2 separate regions of the Homo sapiens genome follow, and region 2 is linked to region 1. A link is a loop called in an ENCODE intact Hi-C map of the cell type or tissue named here. Cell type or tissue: dorsolateral prefrontal cortex. All regions are shown on one strand.

The links. Hi-C counts contacts between places; a loop is a spot of excess contacts. Peaks named below come from ENCODE experiments on the same cell type or tissue, not always from the same donor. Only the 100,000 strongest peaks of a DNase experiment are listed, where the experiment ranks them.
Region 2: a loop joins it to region 1, with 7 times the contacts of the local background. A loop is called at or near these places in 53 of 110 quality-filtered maps.

What each region holds. Positions count from the first base shown.
Region 1 is chr19:28,733,156-28,741,155 of GRCh38, reverse strand. No RefSeq gene overlaps it. Among named protein-coding and RNA genes, the nearest start is that of ERVE-5, 130 kb to the right of the region's middle. In dorsolateral prefrontal cortex, CTCF peaks have their summits at 3,736 and 3,947 (motif pointing left); no DNase peak of the experiment used is centred here; H3K4me3 peaks cover 449 bases; H3K27ac peaks cover 735 bases.
Region 2 is chr19:29,258,929-29,266,928 of GRCh38, reverse strand. No RefSeq gene overlaps it. Among named protein-coding and RNA genes, the nearest start is that of UQCRFS1-DT, 50 kb to the right of the region's middle. In dorsolateral prefrontal cortex, CTCF peaks have their summits at 3,295 (motif pointing right), 6,251 (motif pointing right) and 7,491; a DNase peak (open chromatin) is centred at 3,288; H3K27me3 peaks cover 952 bases.

The sequences.
Region 1 (8,000 bases):
ATTATAGCATCATACAAAAAATTTCACTACTCTAAAAATCCTCTCTACTCTGCCTATTCATCCCACTCTCTGCCCGTAACTCTCAGCAACCACTGATCTTTTTACTGTCTCCATAGTTTTGCCTTTTCCAGAATGACATGTAGTTGGAATTATACAGTATGCACACTCCATGATTCTACATATATGAAACCTAGTAAAGACAAATTTATAATGATAGCAGATCAATGTTTACCAGGGGCTGGAAACAGGGGTTTTAGGAGAAGGCGGTTGACTGGGAAGTGACACAAGGGACTCTTTTGGGATGATGAAAATATTTTATATCTTTGTTGTGGTGATGATTGTACAATTGTATATGTTTGTTGAAACTTTTAAAGTGTACACTTAAAGTGACTGCATTTTATTTATGTAAATTATAAGAATAAAGTTGATGTTAAAAAATAATAGAGATTTCCGCTCACTTTGCATTGTTTCCTCCAGTTGTAACATTTGAAAACTATAGTATAATATAGTATACATTAATATATACTATACTATAGTATATATATAATATACTATAATACAGTATAGCAGATACTATGTTGTGGCATAGTGTTATGCTGCCAAGGATACAGAGAAACTGGATCACTCCAACATTGCTGCTGGAAGTGTAAAATGGTACAACTACACTGAAAAGTAGTTTGTCACTTTCTTAACAAATAAAACCTGTAACTACCATGTGACCCACAACTGTTCTCCTGGGCATTTATCCCTGAGAAATGAAAATTATGCTCATTATACACTATAATATAGTATAATATAGTATCTATTATACCAGGATATTGACATTGATATAATCTACTGACCTTAATCCAATTTCCCTAATTTTGCTGTGCTCATTGTGTGTGTGGATTAAGTATTATATTATTTTAGAATCTGTATAAGTTCATGTCTTCAACACCACAGTTCAGATACTGGTCAGTTCCAGTATCACGAGGATCCCTTATGTTGTAATTTCATAAACACACCCTCCTTCTTTTTCTTCTTATCTACTCCCACCTCTTCCTCCCACTCTGGCTACCACTAATTACTCTTCTATTTCTAAAATTTTGTCATTTCAAAAATGTTATATAAATGGAATTATACAGTATGTAACCTTTTAGAAATGGCTTTTTTGCTCAGCAAAATTCACTGGAGAGTCGCCCAGTTTCTTATGTATAGCAATAGTTTGCTCTTCTTAATTGCTGAATATGGTGTGATGGTCAGTTTTAAGTGTCAATATGATTAAGCCATAGTACCCAGTTATTTAATTAAACACTAATATAGGTGTTGCTGTGAAGGTATTTTGTAGACATGGTTAACATCTATAATGAGTTGATTTTAAGTAAAAGATATTACTCTCAATAATGTCATGGGCCTCATATAAATAGTTGAAGGCCTTAATAGAAAAGACTAGTTTTCCAAAGAAAAAGAAATTTTGCCTCAAGACTTCAGCATCCACTCCTACCTGAGTTTTCAGTCTGCCTGTTTGGTCTACAAAGTTTAAAAATGCCAGCTCCTACAATTGTGTGAGCCAATTTCTAAAAATTTCCCCCTTCTCTCTCTCTCTCTCCCCCCACCCCCTCTATATATAATCTTTTTTTAAAATTTTATTATTATTATACTTTAAGTTTTAGGGTACATGTGCACAATGTGCAGGTTAGTTACATATGTATACATGTGCCATGCTGTTGTGCTGCACCCATTAACTCGTCATTTAGCATTAGGTATATCTCCTAAAGCTATCCCTCCCACCTCCCCCCACCCCACAACAGTCCCCAGAGTGTGATGTTCCCCTTCCTGTGTCCATGTGTTCTCATTGTTCAATTCCCACCTATGAGTGAGAATATGTGGTGTTCAGTTTTTGTTCTTGCGATAGTTTACTGAGAGTGATGATTTCCAATTTCATCTATGTCCCTACGAAGGACATGAACTCATCATGTTTTATGGCTGCATAGTATTCCATGGTGTATATGTGCCACATTTTCTTAATCCAGTCTATCATTGTTGGACATTTGGGTTGGTTCCAAGTCTTTGCTATTGTGAATAGTGCCGCAATAAACATACGTGTGCATGTGTCTTTATAGCAGCATGATTTATAGTCCTTTGGGTATATACCCAGTAAAGGGATGGCTGGGTCAAATGGTGTTTCTAGTTCTAGATCCCTGAGGAATCGCCACACTGACTTCCACAATGGTTGAACTAGTTTACAGTCCCACCAACATAATCTTATATTAATTCTCTTTCTCTGGAGAAGTCTAATTTATACACATGGCTTGAAGGCATCACAATTTGTCTGACAGTTCACCTATTGAAGGACGTCTGGGTTGTTTCCAGTTTAGGGCTATTATGACTAATGTTGCTATAAACATTAGTGTACAGGTGATTGTATAAACACAATTTTCATTTCTCAGGGATAAATGCCCAGGAATACAGTTATGTGTCTTATGGTACTTACATGTTTCATTTTTTTTAGAAAGCACCAAACTATTTTCCAGAGTGTTTGTACCATTTTACATTTCACCAGCAATGTTTGAGTAATCCAGTTTCTCTGTATCGCAGCATTATGCTACTTCTGCTAATTTTTATTCTAATCATTCTGATATGTGTGTAGTAATACCTCATTATGGTTTTAGTTATTTATTTGTTTGAGATAGAATCTCGCTGTGTCATCAAGGCTGGAGTGCAGTGGTGCGATCTCCGCTCACTGCAACCTCCGCCTCCCGGGTTCAAGTGATTCTCCTGCCTGAGCCTCCTGAGTAGCTGGGATTACAGGCGTGCACCACAATGCGCGGCTAATTTTTTCGTATTTTTATTAGAGATGGGGTTTCCCCCTTGTTGGCCAGGCTGGTCTTGTACTCCTGACCTCAGGTGATTCAGCAGCCTCAGCCTCCCAAAGTGCTGGGATTACAGGCGTGAGCCATCAGGTTTCATTTGTCATTTCCCTTATGTTAATGAAGTTGAACATTTTTCATGTACTTATTTGGCATCCTTATATCCTCTTCAGTGAAATGTCTATTTATGTTTTTTGCCTATTTGTCTTTCATTGTTTGTTGTTTTCAGAGTTCTGTGAGTGCTTTATATACTTTAGATAGTTGTCTTTGAGGGGTCACCGCTCTGGCTTGTCTGAACTCCATGTCTCCCATCCCTGTGTGAGTTGTGGTCATCGTTTAACTCTTGGCTCAGCCCATGCAGTTTCACCCTAGTAACATGTGGCTCAGTATTCAGAATCAGACTAGAGTGGCAACCTTCTAAACATTTCTCAAGCTCTTTTTGAAATCAGCTCTTTCTCTTGGTTCTTCTTTTTAAAAATTCCAGCCACTACTGTCTCTCCAAACTGATCTCTCTTTCCCTAACTCGGTGAGATGCTGTGCTCTGTTGAAACTCCCCCTTCCAGTTCTGCAGTCCAGAGGCGCCTGCAGGCAGAAAGCCAGGGGGATTACAGTACTCACAACTTTTGTTTGTCTTCTCTTAGGGATCACAGCCCTGCCGTGATCATTGTTTAAAAACTGTTGTTTCATATATTTTGTCTGGTTTTCTAGTTCCTTATAGTGGGAAGGTAAATTTAACTTCAGTTCCTCATCATAGCTAGAAGCAGACACACTGACCTGTGTTCTCTCCATAGGCCTGATAAAAACATAAACACTGGGTCGTGCAGGGCAGGACTTGGACTGAGAGGGCAGATCACTGGGCATTGGCACTTCTCTTCTTAACTTTCTTCAGAATTTTTCAGTTGTATCCTAGACTAGTTTCCTAGGATACATACATTCAGACATATGGAATTGAACACTTGACCTGCTTGTACAGGCTTGCAAAGACTAGAATATGAACATTAGTTTTACATGATGTGTACATACAAATTTTATATATAGTACTTTACAAAGTGTGCAAGATTTATTTTATTTTGAAAGTTTAAGCTGCCCTCTAGTGGAAAATACATGCCAAGATTTGGGCCTGGCTTTTCTTTGGTTTCGTTTTCATTATGGGAAGCCCTAGATACTCAAATCAGTAGCAGTGAGCTAGTATCTCTTCTCTCCCTGAAGCCGATGGGAGTTGTGGGCTACCTTTCTTTCTTATGGAAGGTGCTCAGGCCCACCCTGGGCCCATGTGGAGCTCTATACAGCTGCAGATAGAGAGACAAGCCTTACCCCAATGGGACCCCTCCTACAATCAGGGGCCCTCTTTCCCTTTCTCTGCTGTTCAGAATATGTGCTGTCTGTCTGGTCCATATTTGCTCTCTGAAATTGATTCACATGAATGTCCAATAATGACTTACAGTAGTACTTGTCTCCTAGGGAATCAAAGCCCTTAGCCACGCTGTTAGTTACCACCCGAAAGGCTGTTCCTGTTCTTAGGGAAGCTGTTGAGATATTTGCAGGCGGAAGAGGGTCACCAATACAATCAGCCTTCACTGACCCTGACTCGGGTAATGATGTCAATGTTGAATCTGCTTCCTGGAAGCATCTGGGCAGAAGCAGCCAGCATGGCCCCAGCCCTGGCTGCTAGACTCTAAACCCAAGTTATTCGGCTAATGACATTGTATTGTTATATATAAAAAGAACCATAGGCAAACCACTATCTGAAAGGTCCACTAGGGGTTAGAGACCATGTTGGTGATGAAAAGAGAATGCAAAGGAAGGAAGGAAGGAAGGGAAAACAAGCAGTAAATTAGAGAATCCGGTAATGATGAAGATGGCAGATGAGAGGCTTTCCGCATGCCACAGCCACAGGGAAATAGAAAAATAGTGCTTAAAGATCAACTCTGTGAATTTTCACTCAAGAAGGAAGACAGGAATTCACCAGACTAGTGAAGGACACACCAGACTCTGGGGAGGGAAAGACGCACAAGCAGCTTCCATGACAGCATTTGGCTGACCAGTGAGTAAAGCCCTTGTCTGCAAGGGTGGCAGCCTGTCTCCCTCTGTGTCTCATCCTTCTGCTAGGGGTCTGTGCAACCCAGGCCAAGACAGAGCACCCCTTTTTTCTCAAGCCCCGGAGCTAGCTTGGGGGAGGCTGAGAGATGGAGGGAGGGAAGACACTGGGAAAAGCTGCTGGCATTTTCCCAGACTTGGGACCGAGAGGATGATACTATTTTTAATCTGGGCTCATACCAAGGCAGTCATTGTGTGGCAACCTGGCAATAATGTCTTCTGCAGACATTTTAGTCTCAGGCCAGAGAGTAGACCATTTGCCCTGGAGCAGGGGAAGGGCCCCCACAGCCAGAATTGAGTGGTGAGTGTGGATACCACTCCAGGAGCAGGCAGTTAAATTAGACTCTCTTGTTACAGGGGGCTGCCGCAGGAGAAGTGCTGAAGAAGAGGTTTCTCCTTAGCAGGAGGACTTGCAGCCAAGGACAGCTTTATGATCTGGAACCAGTCAGTGTGTATCCTTGCTGGGTGCCCCAGTTTGCTCCCTTGATCAGCTGGCAAAGTGTGACCCACCAACTTTGAGGAGTGGAAGGGAGGCACCCTCCCCCTTACCTGCCCCGCACACCTGCGCTGGAGACCTAACCCTTGGTGAGGACAGCCTTTAAGGGAAGTAAGAACACAGCCTGTCAAAGCTTCCCTTGGGTCAAAGGAAATGGAAGCGCAGTGCCAACCACTGGAGGGGGTAACACCAAAGCCTACAAACAAACTTGGAGAGGAGGTCGTCTAATTGCCCCTGTTTCTCCTCAGTGCCTTGCTGTGGATGCAGCCATAGATCTTCCTGTTGGGTCCCGGGAAGCGTGGGCTGAAAGAGGCACTTCTCGAGCTTCTCAAGGGCCTCTACTTCTGCTGAAGAACAGCAGTGCTGGGGGAGGGTGCTCTCGTATGTCTCTATTGCCTCCACCCCTGCTGAGGGTGAGCACAGGCAAAGTGAGACCCTCCTGCTGGCTCTTGCCCTGAAGTGCCATCGACTTGACTGCAGTCTGAATTATAGCACCAAATGAAAACACATTGCTACACCAAGCAGTTTCCTAGAAAGCCACCATATGAATCTGTCTGCAACCAAGGAACCCAGGCCCTCTGATAGCTCTCAGACATAAAGCCAATTGATCATACACAACATAAACCACAGTCAAATTCTCAAAGGAAAAAACAATAAGAAATCAAAATGCCCCATCCAAATGGTAGCACATTTGAAAAATAAAGTGTCAACTTTCTCAGATGAGAAGAAATCAGCACAATAACTCCAGTAATACAAAAAGCCAGAGTGTTTTGTCACCTCCAAAGTATCTTACTAGCTCCCAAGAAGTGGATTCTAACCAAAAAGAAATGTCTGAAATGACAGAAATATAATTCAGAGTGTGAGTGGCAAAGAAACTCAACAAGATCTAAGAGAAAGTTGAAATCCAACACAAAGGAAACAGAAAAGTGATTCAGGATTTGAAAGACAACATAATTATGTTATGAAATAAACAGAACTTTTGGAATTGAAAATTTTAAAAATTCACTACAGGAACTTCAAAATACACTGAAAACCTTAGCAACAGGATAGACCAAGCAGATGAAAGAATCTCAGAGTTCAAAGATTGGTTCTTTGAATCAACCCCAACAAAAATAAAGACAAAAAATGTTTAATGAACAAAGCTTTTGAGAAACATGAGATTATGTAAAGCAATAAAAATCTAAGACATATTGGCACTCTTGAGAGAGAAGAAGAGAAAGTAAGCAGCTTGGAGAATATATTTGAGAATATAATTCAGGGAAGTTTCCCCAACTTTTCTGTAGAGGTCAACCTGCAGATATAAGAAATCCAGAGAACTCCTGCAAGATAACTATAAAAGACACCTATCCCCAAGGCGCGTAGTCAGACTATCCAAGGTCAGTGTGAAAGAAAAAAATCTTAAAGTCAGCTAAAGAAAAGGGTCATGTTAACTATGAGGGGAAACCCAGCAGATGAACAGCAGACTTCTCAGCAAAAACCTTGCAAGCCAGAATAGATTGAGGCCCATATTTAGCATCCTTAAAGAAAAGAAATGCCAGCCAAGAATTTTATATGCTGACAAACTAAGCTTCATAAAGCAGAAGTAAAGTCTTTCCCAGAAAAACAATAGCTGAGGGAATCTATCACCACCAGACCAGGCCTACAAGAGATGCTTAATGAAGTTCTAAACATGGAAATAAACTCACTACCAAACAAACAAGAACAACAAACAAACAAAAACAACTACTCACCAAAAAAAGCCCTGGACTACAGCTGAATTCTACCAGACACATAAAAAACAGCTAGTACCAATCCCACTGAAACTATTCAAACAAAATTGAAGAGGAGGGATTCTTTCCTAAAACATTCCATGAAACCAGTATCATCCTGATATCAAAATCTGGCAAAGACACAACCGAAAAATAAAATTACAGGCCAATATCCCTGATGAACATACATTCAAAAGTCCCCAACAGAATACTAGCAAACTAAATTTAGCAGCACATCAGAAACTTAGTTCACACATGATCAGATGGGCTTTACTTCTGGAATGCAAAGTTAGTTTAATGTATGCAAATTAATAAATGTGATTCAACTTATAAACAGAATTAAAAACAAAAACTATAGAATTATCTAATAGATGCAGAAAAAGCATTCGATAAAATCCAGCATTTGTTCATGATAAAAACCCTCAAATAACTAGTCATAAAAGGAACGTGCATCAAAATAATAAGAGCCATCTATGATAAAGCAACAGCCAACATCATATTGAATGGCCAAAAGCTGGGCCATTTCCCCTAGGAACTGGAACACAACAAGGATATTCAGTTTCACCACTTTTATTCAACACAGTACTGGATGTCCTAGCCAGAGCAATAAGGAAAGAGCAAGAAGTAAAAGGCATTAAAATAGGAAAAGAAGTAGTCATGTTTTCTCTCTTTACTGATTATATAATCCTGCACCTAAAAAAGCCCAAAGACTCCACCAAAAGCCCAAAGACTCTAGACCCAATAAATGACTTCAGTAAAGTTTCAGGACACAAAATCAACATACAAACATCAGTAACATATCTCTACACT
Region 2 (8,000 bases), 530 kb before region 1:
GGGCTGAATTTTAGAGAAGCTCATCCCATGGCTCACAGGCCCTACCTGTTCTAGCCTCTGCCTCTCTCTTCCCCCTTGTCACTCCACTCTTGTCACTCAGCTTCCTCTGCCTCCAGACCAAGCCAACCACATTCCTGCCACAGGGCCTTTGCGTGTGCTGTTCCCTTTACTTGGCTCACACTCTTCAGACTGTCCCTGGCTGACTTACTCATACAATTCCAGCACTGCTTGGCAATCTCCTCTTCAGGATGCCGCCCTGGCCACGCAGCCACTCTGGGTGTTCTTCTCAGCCCTTGTCACCAGCTGACATGCTCTGGATTGTAGGTGGCTGCCAGTTTATTGGTGTCTTGGCGTGTGTCTGCTGATCTCTGCATCCCTCTCACCAGGAAGAGTATTTGGCATGTGATATGGATCCACAGCCCACACAACCTCACAACCCAGAGAGGGATGCAGGGCACAGCCAGCCCTGGATTGCAGAACCATGGGCTCTGCTTTGTGAACTGCTCACCCCAGGGTGTGAACAGACCTGCATTTTCACACTAAAACAGGAGACCTGATTGTTTCTTGGGCACTTACTCAGTGGGCAGCATTTCCAAAGGTGACCCTGGAAGGAGGATGAGACCTGGGGGCTGGCAACAGCAGCAGTGGAGGGTCTGCTGACAGGCATAGGCCATGCTCTGTGTCATCTGGGGTGTGGCACCACGGGAGGAGCAGCGAGTTGACGGTGACAAATTCTCTGCCAGCATGGTTTCAAGGGATGCTGTGAGCTCCCAACCTGGAATGGCAAGCCAGTGGGACGTTTATTAATTGTGCTGTGCTGGAGGAGCAGGGAAATGGATTTGGATCCTGGGGAGGTGCAGTATTGACATTGGAGAGCCTCTTTTTGAAATGGATGGGTCATTTCTGAGGATGGAGGCAGAGCCCAGGAAACTTTAAGTGAAGAAGCTCAGACTCTTTGGGGCATGTGTCTGTTCAACACTTTCTCTGAGCATTGATTATGGGTCCGGCTTTGAACGAGATCTGTTAGGGGCTCAGAAAGGCGACACGGAGGGCCCTGCCCCAGACAGTGCACAATCTGGAGTGGTGCTGAGTCTGGCCTTGATCAGGAGTCACCCTGCAGAATAAGCAGCTGTGTGTTGGGGCCTTACATGAATGTGGACAGAGAGACAGCCTGGAATGTCCAACGCACATCCAGGAGGCAGAACACTAAGATGAGAGGTACCCTGTCCTTTGCACGCAGGCCAAGGTGGGAGATAAAATTCAGGACTTGCTCAAAAGTGGGAGCAACCCTTGCCCCCCGCATCTCTCTCCAGGCTCCAGGAGGAAGGAAGCCCCCATAGGAGATGAACCCCGAGGAGAGAGGAGGCCATGTTTCCTTCCAGTCAAGGAGAAGCGTTAGGAGTGGGGTGGGAGTGGTGCAGAGAGAAACTGGGAACATCCGTCCTCCAGAGACCCACATTCCAGTATGGACACATTCAGGAACACAACCCACACCATGTAATGTGGTCTTTCCCAGAGGCCCTGGGACCTTCTTTTCTTTTCTTTGGGACTCCATCCCTCCCCCAGAAGTCAACAAGAATGATGGTGGCAGAGCCACCTTACTCGGTAATGTGAGGCGATCATTGCACGCCACCACTGTCGACCCTTTGCACAGACAAATCACATCCACCCCAAGCTTGCGTGATTGTTTTTTAAATAGTGGTGACCGTGTTTAGCGAACACTTTTTATGACATCACATTGTTGACCTCAATCTGAGGAGATGGGGGAGCTAGCCCCATTTCACAGATGCAGCGCTGAGGTTCCGGGATGTGAGGTGAGGTGATCACAGGCTCACAGCCTGGGAAGCGCAGAGCCTGGGAAAGGCCCACATGGTCTAGCTGCAAGGTCTGTGCTCAGGGCCCCACAGCAGCTTGCAGATGGACAGAACTGGGCCTCATGGACAACATCAGAGGACTGCTTCAATGACAGCTGAGAGTGATTTGTAATATCATTAACTGCTTTGTTTAATTTGTCCCTGAAAACAATTTATCTCTTATCTAATTTAAATCTGTCACACCCTGTAGACATGTGAGGACTATTAAAAAACCCTTTCTTTACAGATAGTGGATGCCAAATGCTAGCCTAACCTTATCCATGCCATTGCACAAGCAATGGCAATTAACACCTGCTCACTCCCCTACAAGAAGGAACCCACCCACCGTTGCACTTCCCTGGTGATGCTAATCTCAGTCCCCTCTCCACTCCCAAGCATGTCCGTGTTGTTCTAATAATCTCAGCAATTGATGGTAAACTCATAGGCATGAATTCTGCCTCCACCACCAAGTTTCTCTAGATTTGACAATTGAACAGACCTCTCTTTTATGCCCTGTAAGATGAATGCATATTTATTTTTTTTGCTGTTAAGGGGTGAAAATGGGAACAAGGAACATTTTATTTGCCTGTGTGATGTGTTTCTCTGCATTCTGCAGTGAGCTTGTCTTTTCTTTCTTCCGCATATTAGACTGGGGGCCTTTGCTGTCAGTTCTATTTGATCCACTCCCTACATTGCTAGCCTGGTCTTGTCACATACATGCTACATAAATGAATAAATGATAAGCTTCTTTCAAGAATTTTGCCTTATTGAATTCTCTATTCTTAAGATTGATTTTATTTTAAAACCAAAATTTAGCAAAAAAAAAAAAAAAAAGAAAAAAGAAAAAGCAGCAGATCACTGGCTTAAATTAGCTTATTTTTAAGAATAGAATTGTCTTTTAGAATAATGCATGTAGACACAGCCAGTGTTAGAAGAATGATTAATTAATACAGGTGCAGGCACAAAGGCAGAAATTCCCTGGCTTGGAAGTCAAGACATGCAGCATCTGCATCCTCCGAGGAATTCCTCTGTGGCCTGCTGGAAGGGAGGGGACCTTCTGCCCTGCATCAATGAGATAATGAGTGATTGCATCGGCTCAGCGTCTCAGGATGCAGCACGCCTCTGTCAAAAGATTCTCCTTCCAGAGTGGAATTTCCAAGGGAATACAAACGGTGCATTTACTGAATCAAAAGGCATAGGAAGGGAGAGTTGAAAGGTTGGGTGTGGAACATCTAGATATTTAGGCAGTCCCTCGGAAAGAAAAAGGAGATTTGGAATGGGATTAGCCTGGAGGGCATCATTGACTAGCAGTGGTGCCTTGGGCAAATTCTTTGTCTGTTTCCTCATCTGGAAAATGGGGATAATGATGTCCATGAAGATTAGGGAGCTCTCCCAGGCTGCAGCGGGACCACGAACCTGAATTCCACTTTCAGCCAGCAGGGGGTGTCTGGTGCTTACTTCCCCAACCAAAGGGTGTTTCTCAAACCTGATTCTATAGCTCACAAGGACCTGGAGTTGACACTTAAGGTGACAGCTGCCCCTTCCTTCACCCTGGAGGGGTTTGGGGTGATGCTGTGGTTGCTATTCTTATCACTGGTGAGCAGGAGGGAGGAGTGAAGTGTGAAGTCAGCTGGGCTCCAGGCAGTGTCAGGGGGAGGGGAAACCATCATTTGGTGGCAACTGCAGCCTTGGCAGTAGGGGAAGAAGAGGTCCCAGGAACCAATCACAGCCTGAACCAGCTGCTCTTCATCCCAGTTGGCATGAGAATGCCCAGCTGAGCCAGGGAGGTATTTAGAGACAGGATTACACATGACGTGCAGAAAGGAGAACCAAGGGCAGAAATGAACCTCTAGCTGTCCTTGTCTTTCCCCAGGAAGCCTCCCTTTTCTCTCTGGTTCTGGAACTAAAGCCATTTTCCTGGGTGATTGTGGGGCTTGAGATATCCTCTGGGCACAGAGCAGTGGACTGGAACCATGTCCTTGCCAAAGTGTGTCCAGAGAGGGGCACGGGGCAGAGCCCCGGATTGCAGAACCGTGGGCTCTGCTCTGTGGACTGCTCACCCCACAGTGTGAACAGATGCTGCACTTTCACACTAAAAGAGGAGACCCAACTGTTTCTTGGGTGCTTACGCAGTGGACAGGATTTCCCACTGAGGTGTCCACATGCATAGCTTCTTCTGGCCCTCCTGTGGCTTTGAGCATGCAGGAGTCATGTCATGACCACTCTGCAGTTGAGCATCTTGAGTCTTACAGGATGAATTGTCTGAGTGGAGGAGAACTTTGGGTTCATGCTCACCCACCTTGGAAGAATTTAACTCCACGCCTGTCTCACTCCGTGACTCTGGAAAAGTTATTTGAGTTATATTCCATCCTCCTGTGTCCTGATCTGTCAGCTAAGAAAACGAAATAGGACTTAGTGAGTGAATGAATGGCAGTGGCTACTACATTCTCAGTGCTAGAAAGGTGCAGGAGAAAGGTCACTTTCCATTCTTTCTATCCTTAGATTTGTGCACGTACACACATTCACACACACCAAGTTTGAGATCGTTTTGCAATTAAAAAACAAGGGAAGGCCATTTTGCATCCCTGAGCCTCAATTTCCTCATCGGGAAACTGGGGATGATAATCTAAACAATAATAATTAATAATAGTAATGGTGACAGTTTCATATTCAGCACCTTCTCAGCACCAGGTATTAAGTGTTTTACATACATTATTATGTTGTGATAATTAAATGAGGTAATGCACATAGAAGTACTTAGTACAGTGTCTGGAACACAATAAACACTCCATAAATGTTAGCTAATGTGGTGATTTCTGTATTCAGTGTGGATGATGTCATTGGCTGGTGTCTCATTCTTGGCCTCTGTTAGACACACACTAATGTACACACACAACTACACACCACTAGGGTTTAAACATCTTTTTATACTGTTTTATCAAACGATTTTATTCTTTTACTACCCAGATGAGAGTCCCTTGAGGGTAAAGGATAAATAACCTCCCAAAGTGTTTTTGCTTCTTCTTGTTGTTTTGAAACAGAGTCTCTCTCTGTTGTCCAGGCTGGAGTGCAGTGGCACAATCTCGGCTCACTTCAACCTCCACCTCCCAGGTTCAAGCGATTCTCCTGCCTCAGCCTCCCGAGTAACTGAGACTACAGGCATGCACCATAACGGCCAGCTAACTTTTATATTTTTAGCAGAGACAGCATTTCACCATGTTGGTCAGGCTGGTCTCGAACTGTTGAGCTCAGGTGATCTGCCCTCCTCGGCCACCCAAAGTGCTAGGATTACAGGTGTGAGCCACTGCACCCAGTCTTTTTCTTATTTTTCTCTACTTTTTTTTTTTTTTTTTTTTTTTTTGAGACAGAGTTTCACTCTTGTTGCCCAGGCTGAAGTGCAATGGCATGATCTCGGCTCACTGCAACCTCTGCCTCCCGGGTTCAAGCGATTCTCCTGCCTCACCCTCCCAAGTAGCTGGGATTATAGGTATGCGCCACCACGCCTGGCTAATTTTGTATTTTTAGTAGAGACGGGCTTTCTCCATGTTGGTCAGGCTGGTCTCGAGCTCCGGACCTCAGGTGATCAGATTATCTGCCTGCCTCGGCCTCCAAAGTGCTGGGATTACAGGCATGAGCCACCATGCCTGGCGTTTTTTCTACTTTTAGGATTCATCTCAATGAAAGGCCAAAGCATACACACTGCAAGTTCTTTGCCCCTGCATGCAGCCTCTGCTAAACGTGTATAACCTGGTGTCTTCTAGAGCTTGCTACCCCTAAAGAGTTTTTGAAAACATGACAGAGAGTGACACTGCTTGTCAGCTGCAAGTGCTGTCATGGCCTACTGCCTACTGATTGGTTGTTCTTCCACTCTTTGCTAAGCAGTGAGGAGACACAGTCTCTCCCCAGGTATCCTAAAAGCTGATACTCACCTTGGCTGCCTCCCAATCTGCTCACAGAATGGAAAATGCAGCCGGAGTGTCAAGCTGCTGACCACACAGATGGCATTGAGATGTTGCATTTGTGAGACTCTGGAACCACCCAGAGCCCCAGCTTATGGGGACCCAAGGGAGATTACATGCGAAGAGGGACACCCCTTATTAGTGTGAGTTATTGCATTAAAATCTGCCATTGCTGTGGCTACTAAAATGGATGGTGTAAGGATATCACACCAATTGATAAGTCAGTTAAAAAGGTGGTCAAAGAATTGTGTCTGAGTAAAGAATGCATGGACACAATAAAAGTGGTAACAGCAAAAACAAAAACTAATAAGCAAATTTAAAAAGTATTACCAGCTAATATTAGTGAACATTTACTACTCACAGGTGCCCTGTCGACACTGTTTCAGAGACCATAGATAGATGGGTGTTATTATTACCCCCAACCAGCAGGGGGGGACACAGTGCTGTAGAGAGGGAAGGTGCTGATGTTCAACCGCCAATCAGCACCACTTGCCTGTGTTGCACAACAAACAAGGCAATGGAGTTGGCATCTGAGCCCCAACAGTGCGATTTCAGAGACAAAGAGCTGCCCATTGTCCAGTGGGAAGCAAACTTGCCAATGCCTGGGCCTAGTAGGCACACACACACACAAAAACTAAATGATTTTGAATGAATGAATGAATGAGTGTTGCTGGTGGGCAGGCATTTTGTCTTCTTCAGTCTGTCTCCCCAGTGCCCAGCATATAGTTGGCTCTCAAAAAGATCTCTGTGCTCAGCCCCAACTCCCTCCATGAGCAGCCCCATGGGGTCCTCACTAGCTTCCTGAGTGCTGTCTACTTCTCCAGCACAGAGACCTGTCTGGGCTGGACACGAGGGTCGGGTCTGCTCCCAGGGCTACTCAGATTGTGTGACAGCAGGCTTGACGCTGAGCAGGCCAAAGGGCACACAGTTGCAAAAGCCAGATGGTTGTTTCTAAATCCAATTCCCTCCTGCTGCCAACCTGCTCTGAAATACAATCCATCACTCACCATGATAGATGTCTTTGAACTTGGGAACTCAACTCTTGAGAAGCAGAGGAGGGAAATTGAATACCAACCCTCCCTGCTCCCCCCAGAGAGGTTCTGTTGTTGCTGGAGGTGGTGACAGCTTGGAAAATGGTGTCACAGCTCAAATTAGTGCTGAGCAGGCATGGGGCACTGGTGTCTTCAGGGACGGCTGCTCCCACGCAAGGCTGAGACAACCTGGGACCCAGTCACCCACATCGCCATCAGCATTCCCACAGCCCTGGCTTTGGTTTGGAAATCAGACATTTCCAAGGGCATCCTGGACTAGGGGAGAGAGAACCTGCAAGTCAAGAATGGCACAATAGAAACTACAAGGGGACCTCTCTTTATGTTCCGGTTGTAAATACGTACTCATATTAAAAATGTTTGTATGTAAATTGAATTCTTATAGCACTATTTTTCTTATTATTACAGTAATGGAGGTTTGATTAGTTACAATTCTTCTTGTATCAACTAATAGAAGCACTCAAGTGAGCCCAAGCAAAAAAGATAACAAACAAAACAAAACAAAACAAAACAGAATGGATGGTTTCTAGGAGAGGGAATTCTAAGGTGAGGACGTGTTTGAGCTAAGCAGGCCTTGGAACAGGAGAGCCCTGTGGTCTAGCCTGCTGCTTTCTGCATTTGCCCTGCTCCCCTCCCACTGGTGCAAGACATTCCACTTTCTTAGCCCCTTCTCCCTCCACTAGGAGGAGCCAGCTAACTTCCCACCTTAGCTAGCCACCTGCAGAGGATCTGATTTGCCCAGGAAGGGCAAGGTGTCTGCTGCTTCTCCAGTTAGCTGTGTCCAGGGAGGATGGGGTATAAAAGGGCTGCCTTGGAGGGACTCCTCCCTGTGAATCCGTATGGTGGTTTCTGGAGAGGCGGATGGTGGCTGATTGGCTGGACAGATGTACTCATAGGAGTTCATGACAATTTTTGCTCTTTGCAAGGATTTAGGAAAATATCAGAAAGTGAAAGAAGAAAATGAAGCACTGCATTTCCTTCACTGCTTGTAGTCACGTTCTAAGATTTATTCAACCTTTTCTGTAATTTTTCTTCAGTGGTCAATGGTGAATCTTTCAGTTTCACTACCTCACAACAACTCTGTGAGCTTATTTATCCAGCTGGATTTTCTTAAGCACTTACTGTGCACCATTTGGGGG